Linked DNA regions of Homo sapiens: all the other regions are linked to region 3. A link is a loop called in an ENCODE intact Hi-C map of the cell type or tissue named here. Cell type or tissue: heart right ventricle. All regions are shown on one strand.

Evidence for each region. A loop is a pair of places that touch in the nucleus more often than their neighbours do. Peaks named below come from ENCODE experiments on the same cell type or tissue, not always from the same donor. Only the 100,000 strongest peaks of a DNase experiment are listed, where the experiment ranks them.
Region 1: a loop joins it to region 3, with 2.4 times the contacts of the local background. A loop is called at or near these places in 35 of 110 quality-filtered maps.
Region 2: a loop joins it to region 3, with 2.0 times the contacts of the local background. A loop is called at or near these places in 7 of 110 quality-filtered maps.

What each region holds. Positions count from the first base shown.
Region 1 is chr1:89,454,335-89,456,834 of GRCh38, reverse strand. No RefSeq gene overlaps it. Among named protein-coding and RNA genes, the nearest start is that of LRRC8B, 69 kb to the left of the region's middle. In heart right ventricle, a CTCF peak has its summit at 1,474 (motif pointing right); a DNase peak (open chromatin) is centred at 1,514.
Region 2 is chr1:89,258,697-89,261,196 of GRCh38, reverse strand. GBP5 (guanylate binding protein 5) reads left to right here. Exons shown (of 12, transcript NM_052942.5): 12 at 380-2,500. The coding sequence ends at 493. It also overlaps the pseudogene LOC100421401. Among named protein-coding and RNA genes, the nearest start is that of GBP5, 13 kb to the left of the region's middle. RefSeq lists an enhancer at 655-1,156. In heart right ventricle, no CTCF peak of the experiment used is centred here; a DNase peak (open chromatin) is centred at 1,437; H3K27ac peaks cover 1,086 bases.
Region 3 is chr1:89,357,407-89,359,906 of GRCh38, reverse strand. No RefSeq gene overlaps it. Among named protein-coding and RNA genes, the nearest start is that of GBP6, 5.4 kb to the left of the region's middle. In heart right ventricle, CTCF peaks have their summits at 1,195 and 1,399 (motif pointing right); a DNase peak (open chromatin) is centred at 1,406; H3K27ac peaks cover 534 bases.

The DNA of each region.
Region 1 (2,500 bases), 97 kb before region 3:
AAGCTCTGGTCTTTGACCTCTGTCTGCTTACTTCATAAATGCCTTCAAAACTGAAGGTTGCCACCATGGCACATGTATACCTATGTAACAAACCTGCACATTCTGCACATGTATCTCAGAACTTAAAGTATAATAAAAATAAATAAAATAAAAAGCAAAACAAACAAAAATCCCTGAAAGTTCATTCCCTTTGTTGGCAAATGCTATTAGGAAAAAAACAGCTTCAATAACTCCACTTAACTCTTTGGTCTCCCACCTTCCCTTGGAATTTGGTCTTTAAGATCATTCATGACAAATTAGTCCATTTTTAATACTGCTTTTAAAAATATTAAACATTTTTAAATCCAAAATTTTACCTTTTTTTCAGCACAAATCTTTGTCTGCATAGATTATTCAGATTAGTCTACCACACTCCCCAAATCCTCAGCCTAAGTTATTGCCAAAACTCGTATCTGCTCATTCTGCCACTTGCTTCTATTCTCAAATCCATTTAGCAGTGCGGCCATAGCAGACAGTTCCAGCAGCTGCTATGTCCTCTGTTGAGAGTCTTTCTCCTTTACTTACTCAGGTTTTTGTTCAGGCTATGTAAGGCTGCCTCTTTTGCCCAAGCACAGCTTATAAATTCAGAGGAGCTAAAGTCCCTGAGGGGAACTCTCAACCAATGGAAACTGGGTTGTTAAATAAATACTCCACATTGTCCCTCAAAGAGACAATTATGAAATGCACTCTATATAATTCTTCAGAATATCCACTTTGGGATTGATCTCCAGTTGCTCACAATAGTAACCAACTCATTAATTCGCCTTTTTAGCTTTGTCCGTGTGTTACTCTCCCTTTCCCTGGCTTCCTGTCACCATTTCCCAAATAAACTATACACATCCAAGTCTTTCCTTGTTGGAGAGAGAAACCAAATAAAAACACATTATCCCCATGGGAACCTAAGACCTTACCATTTCTTTCATCATTTCAATTAACCTTTAAAAAACCTCCATCATAGTCATGTTTACATTAGAAAATGCATACAGTGTTATCAATGTATGAATTTGATTTATTTATGTAGCTGGATTTCAACTTTATTATAACAAATTTTATTGTGAATTTTATATTTCAAATATATGTTTATTATTTATTTTATAATTAATATATTACCAAAATTCATTTTATAATAAATATTTATATTAATACCATTATAACACATTTAATCAATATTTAATAAATAATACATATATAAAGTTTATATTTACAATAAATATTAATATAGTAAACTTTATATATAAAATTTATTTCAAATATTTGAAAAATAAATTTGATTTCACCATAATTTATAATTTATTATGAATTTCTATAAACTCTATATTGCCATCAATAAATTTCCATAAATTCTATACTGATATCTATATATTCTATATTGATATCACTTTCCACAGGAAAATTCATTCGTATATTACCAAATAAATTACCAAACATAGCCACATGATGGCAGTGCCTGCAAGCGCTTATCTCTTCAGTGTAGGCATGATACATCCATGATAACACTGCTGTTCCTTAATCTGTGTTTGAGGTGAACAGGCCGTATCTAGCAAATGCAAGCAGAAATATCTCTGCAAAATCTGTATTTATAACTTCATTGTCCACCCCGCTAGGACTAGCCGGAGTCATCATGACATACATCCAAATGTTAGGCTTTCTTGCTCACTCACAGGGGCCTGCAGACCTGGGCAGGTGTCCCCCTAGCCAGACCAGGTTCTTCCTCTTTACTACTGATTTTGTTCCATCACCACGTATTACTCTGTGGCTTATGTAGGAGCTGTGGGCAGCACTATGCTGTTGGGAGTTAGACAATTAATTGAGCAGACATGTCAATTCATTGCTCAGGAATCCAGGCAGAAATTCACTTGACTGATAGTCAGATAGACAGAGTAAACACATTTTTTGTTGGTATCTCTGCTCCGATGAGAATTTTTATATGTTGTTTGATCCAAATCACCTTAGAAGTAGACACTTAGACTGAGAGCCTGGAACTGATCCACTAACTTGTAAGATACCTGGGCTGGTAATAATCCCTTGCATATTGTTCCATTAACTTTACCTAATCCAGGGGTCAGCAAACAAGAGATGGGCCAAATTTATCCCACTGCCTACTTTTGTAAATAAAGTTTTATTGGAACACAGCCACACTCATTTGTTACATATTGTCTATGGTTGCTCTGGAAGAATAGATTTGACAGAGACTTATGGTATGCAAATCCTAAAATATTACTATTTGGCTTTTAAATTTTTTCAGAGATGGAGTTGCCTACATCTGGAGTGTAGTGGATGGCCTCAAGCGATCTTCCTGCCTCAGCCTCTAGAGTAGCTATTACTCCTGGTGCATGATAACATGCTTGGCTTATTTAGCCTTTCATGAAAAAAGTGCAAGAGTTTGAGCAAAATGTTAAGGATGAGCCTCTCTAGATATGCAATTAAGGATTAGTCATTTTTATCTTTACTTGTCTTTATT
Region 2 (2,500 bases), 99 kb after region 3:
CGATGTCACTTAGATACACTGTTTTTGTATCAGCCTCTTCTCTTAGAAATATATCTGAGAGTCTCCTGTGTGTGTATGAGAATTGAAGTCAAGATGTGACTAAGATTGCCCAAGGAGATCGTGTGGTTTAAGGGGGAAGGGAGCTTTGGTTTGGAATCCTAGGGACACCAATATTCCAGGGATGAGAAATGACCATTTCTGGAGCTAGAGAAAGACAAGGAGGGTGAATAATTACAGAAATAGGTTAGATGCACGTGAATGGAAGAGAGATATTCAGGAACTGTTTACTGCTACTGTAGATGAAAAGAAGTAAGGACAAGTGAGTGATTTAGGCAATCAGTAAGAAGCTTGATCTTACTTTCTATTTATCACTCTTTAGGAACAGGCTGCACAGCTCAGCACAACATTCCAAGCTCAAAATAGAAGCCTTCTCAGTGAGCTCCAGCACGCCCAGAGGACTGTTAATAACGATGATCCATGTGTTTTACTCTAAAGTGCTAAATATGGGAGTTTCCTTTTTTTACTCTTTGTCACTGATGACACAACAGAAAAGAAACTGTAGACCTTGGGACAATCAACATTTAAATAAACTTTATAATTATTTTTTCAAACTTTCATATAGAGTTATAAGATTATGATGCTGGTATCTGGTAAAATGTACATCCCAGTAGTCCAATAGTTTAAATGTTTATTGCTTCCTTTAAGAGATTATAAATTGTATAAGGGACATTGTATCACTGCCTTCATTTATGCGTGATATTGGGATGGTTTCATCAGGAGATGCTTTCCTTGCATCTCAATGTCATCTGTCTAATTTCTCATAAGGGGATTATGTTACCTAGAGCAGGGCTTCCCAACCCTCAGGCCATAGACTAGCTCTGATCTGTGGCCTCTTAGGAACCCGGCCACACAGCAGGAGGTGAGCAGCAGGTAAGTGAGCATTACAGCCTGAGCTCCACCTCCTGTCAGATCAGCAGTGACATTAGATTCTCACAGGAGTGGGAACCCTATTGTGAACTGTGCATGCAAAAGATCTAGGTTGTGTGATCCTTGTGGAACAATATAAACCAGAAACCAATAACGCCACCCCACCTCCAACCCCCGCCAACCCTCTGTGGAAAAATTACCTTCCACGAAACTGGTCCCTGATGCCAAATAGGTTGGGGGACCGCTGACCTAGAGGGAGTTATGCACATGGGCTTATAAGGTTAGCCAAGAGAAAGGACAAGAAGACCCAAAGTCGGCAAGCAAATTTATTAACCTGCTGGGCTGCTCTACAGAAATCTGAGGAGGCAGACACCGGGCTTACAGGCTAAGGGGTATAAGTAGGTCTGCAGGGGTTTTGTGTGTGTGTGCGGGGGTGTCGGGGGGGCAAGGCCATTTGTGGAGACTTTTCCTCCCAGTATGGCCACATCCTGCAGTTTGTCAGTTTTTGCCCCCGCCTGGCTCAGGGTACCAGGATGTGGTTTAGCTTAGGGGTGGTTATAGTGGCACCTAAGTTCTGGGAACTTGCGGTGGGGGCGACCTTTTGGACGAAAAATAAGCTGCAGGGCAGCTAGGGGAGGGGGCTTGTTATATTCCTCTGGGGGCAGGGTGTCCCTAACTGGGCTCAGTCGGAAGGAACTTGACCAAAGTCTGGGCTCAGTTGGGCATCACTCAGGCTAATGGTCGTGTGCTGGATGCCATCAGAGGGAAGTACCAATGGTAAAGTGGAAACAATGTGCAGCTTTCAACTGGGTGGAGGCTGCTATTCTGTGGACAGTGAGATGTTTCCTTGGCACTGTCAATAGACAATCTGCGTAGAGAAATTCCAAGCTGAAAGCCAATAATGTTATAATAAAATAGAGATTCTTCAGAAGATGAAAGGAATTACCAGCATGGAAATTGTGTCATAGGCTTAAGGGCTAAAGAAGAAGCCTTTTCTTTTCTGTTCACCCTCACCAAGAGCACAACTTAAATAGGGCATTTTATAACCTGAACACAATTTATATTGGACTTAATTATTATGTGTAATATGTTTATAATCCTTTAGATCTTATAAATATGTGGTATAAGGAATGCCATATAATGTGCCAAAAATCTGAGTGCATTTAATTTAATGCTTGCTTATAGTGCTAAAGTTAAATGATCTTAATTCTTTGCAATTATATATGAAAAATGACTGATTTTTCTTAAAATATGTAACTTATATAAATATATCTGTTTGTACAGATTTTAACCATAAAAACATTTTTGGAAAACCATAAATCAGTTCCTTTGTTTGTATTTTTCTCAAAGTTAAAAGTCTATAGAGAAAGACTGAATTTCCCTAAGGAGATTAAGAATTGCTTTAAGACTAGAATTAAAACACACTTTATTACATCTTTTTATGTACTTTTTGTTACTTTGTTTTGTATATCTCCAGTAAAATTTTTTTTGTTTAAATTATAGAAACATTACACAAAGCTCTGTTTTTCTCCCTTATAAGTACTTACTCATATAAGGAATTTTCCACTTAGGT
Region 3 (2,500 bases):
CAAATAATTTTTACCCACTTTAAGAAAAAGAAAACAAAGCAGTGCTCCTTGGAGAAATCTCAGGTTCCAGGAATAGGGAGAAAACACAAGGTGTGGCTGTGACATATTCCTGTGACAAGAAGCAAAAGCGCACTCAGAGATTAACAGGATCACATGAAAAAGGGACAGAAGCTAGCTTACAGACACTCGCTGCAGACAAATTCCGGACAATGGGAACATCACAAAGAATCATGACTATCAGTGATTATAATCACATAACCTGAGCAAGGTTCTAGATCCAGTTGCCAGTCTATGGCCAACAGAGGAGAAAGAAAAACAAGGCAAACTACACCATGTGGAAATAGGGAAGCAGATCCTGAGGGACATAAAAAAAACTGGTCTGCATTTTTGAGACCATCAATGTGACTTGAAAATGAATAATAATTTTTTAAACTAGCTTTCTGGATTGAATTCTAATAGATATGCAAATACAAAGTATAAACCTTGTTTTTATCCTGGTTCAAAACTATTAATATGTGTAAACCAAGTACCTACAAAAGTATCTTTAAAGACAAAAGGGAAATTTAAATATGGGCAGATTATTAAGTTATATTAGAGAATTATTATTATTACTAACTTTCCTAGGTATGCCAATAGCAATGTGTTTATTTAGGAAAATATACTCATCCTAAGAAGATGCATGCTGAAATATTTAATAATGAAGTATGACAAAGTCTTCAAATTACTTTTAAATGGTTCATCATAGAAAGTGTGCAGAGACAGAATAAGTTTGCCAAAATATTAACACATTTTTAATCCTGATCAAAGTTATGTGGGTGTTCATCGCTCTATTCTTTTTACTGTACTGTATGTTTAAAATATTTCTATTTACAATGTTGAAAGGGAGAAAAGAATTGTCCTACTGCACAAAGACATTCTTGCCGTGTTAAAAACATTTAAGAGGGGACCTGGCATGGTGTCTCACACCTGGAGGAAAAATAAAGCAACAGCAGAAAGGGCCCACAGGAACTCTCTCGTGCCCAGGATGAAGGTCAATCTGGACACCAGACAAGGACCGTCCTGATCCCAGCTAGAAACAGTCCAACAGGTGGCAGCTCTTTCCATTCCAAAGTGAGCTATCAACTATCTACATGGAGAAGCTTCATGCACTTTAATGAAGAAATTGCTTTTGCTTTCTCCTTTGACTCCAGACCTTGGTACTGAGACAAGAACATAAGGAAGAACTACTCATGTACTACCAGCACCCCCAGGAGACGAGCTGAGTCTATCAAATTAAGCCAAAGACCTGGAAAAGCTGTGACTGTGGGTCAAAGTCCTGGCTGCAGCACCAGGAGCCCATTGGTGGGAGACAGGTGATAATTCCACCAATTCCCCCATTTGGCCTTCAGTTTCGAGGACATCGTGCTTCTCAGCAGATGTCCACGTGAGGGCAGCAGAGGGATTTTAAGAGTTGAAGCGCTCTCTACAGAACTAACAGAGAGAAACACAGAGAGGGAGACAGAGACAGAGAGAGGGAGGAAGACAGAAAAAGAGAAAGAATTAATAAACAGCTATGTTTACATATTCTCGTTTTGGGACAAGGCTGGATTTCCAAGAGGCAAAACACAGTGAGTGCTTCCAGAGGTGAGTGAAAGTTATTTAGGGAAAAAAAGTTTATAAACGTGAAAGTTTACAGGAAGAGATTCAGGGAAAATAATCCAAAGGCAGTAGAAGAAAGAGGTAAGGAAATCTGAATCCCCCAGAACCCGCATATTACTAAATGAAAGAAGCCAATTTGAGAAGGCTAGATATATGTGATTCCAACTATATGACATTGCAGAAAGGGCAAAACCATGGAGACTGTAAAAGGATAATGATTTCCAAGAGTTGAAGGGAGAACGGCGTGAATAGGCAGAGTAAAGATTATTAGAGCAGTGTAACTATTCTGTATGACACTATAATAGTGGATACCTGACATTATGCATTTGCCCCGTGGAATGCACAACACCAAGGGTAAACCTAATGTAAACTATGAACTTTGTGTGATAATGATGTGTCAATGGAGTTCCGTAAATTGTCACACAAGTGCCACGCTAGAGCAGGATATGAATAGTGGGAGAGGTTATACTTGCGTGGGAGCAGTGGGTACCTGGGAAATCTCTGTACCTTCTGCTTAGTATTACTGTGAACCTAAAACTGCTCTAAAAATAGTATGTTAAAAAAACAACAACAAAGACCATTTACTTACTGCTTCTGAACTGCCGTACGCAATAGATACACAGGAAACGCTCTCATAGTCCAACAGGCCCAGAAGTCTGAATATCCACTGATACAGAACCATCTTTTTTGTCCTCCAAAAAAGTACCCCTAAGGTACTCTGATTTCTTTTTCCTTTAACCTGTCTCCTTCTTTTACCTTTGCCCTTAGGCCCACACCCTCATCCCCAATTTCTACTGTCTTATATAATGTCATTCCTTTGGAGCCAATGCTAGGTGACAGCTACCTAGGCTGATAAACTTAT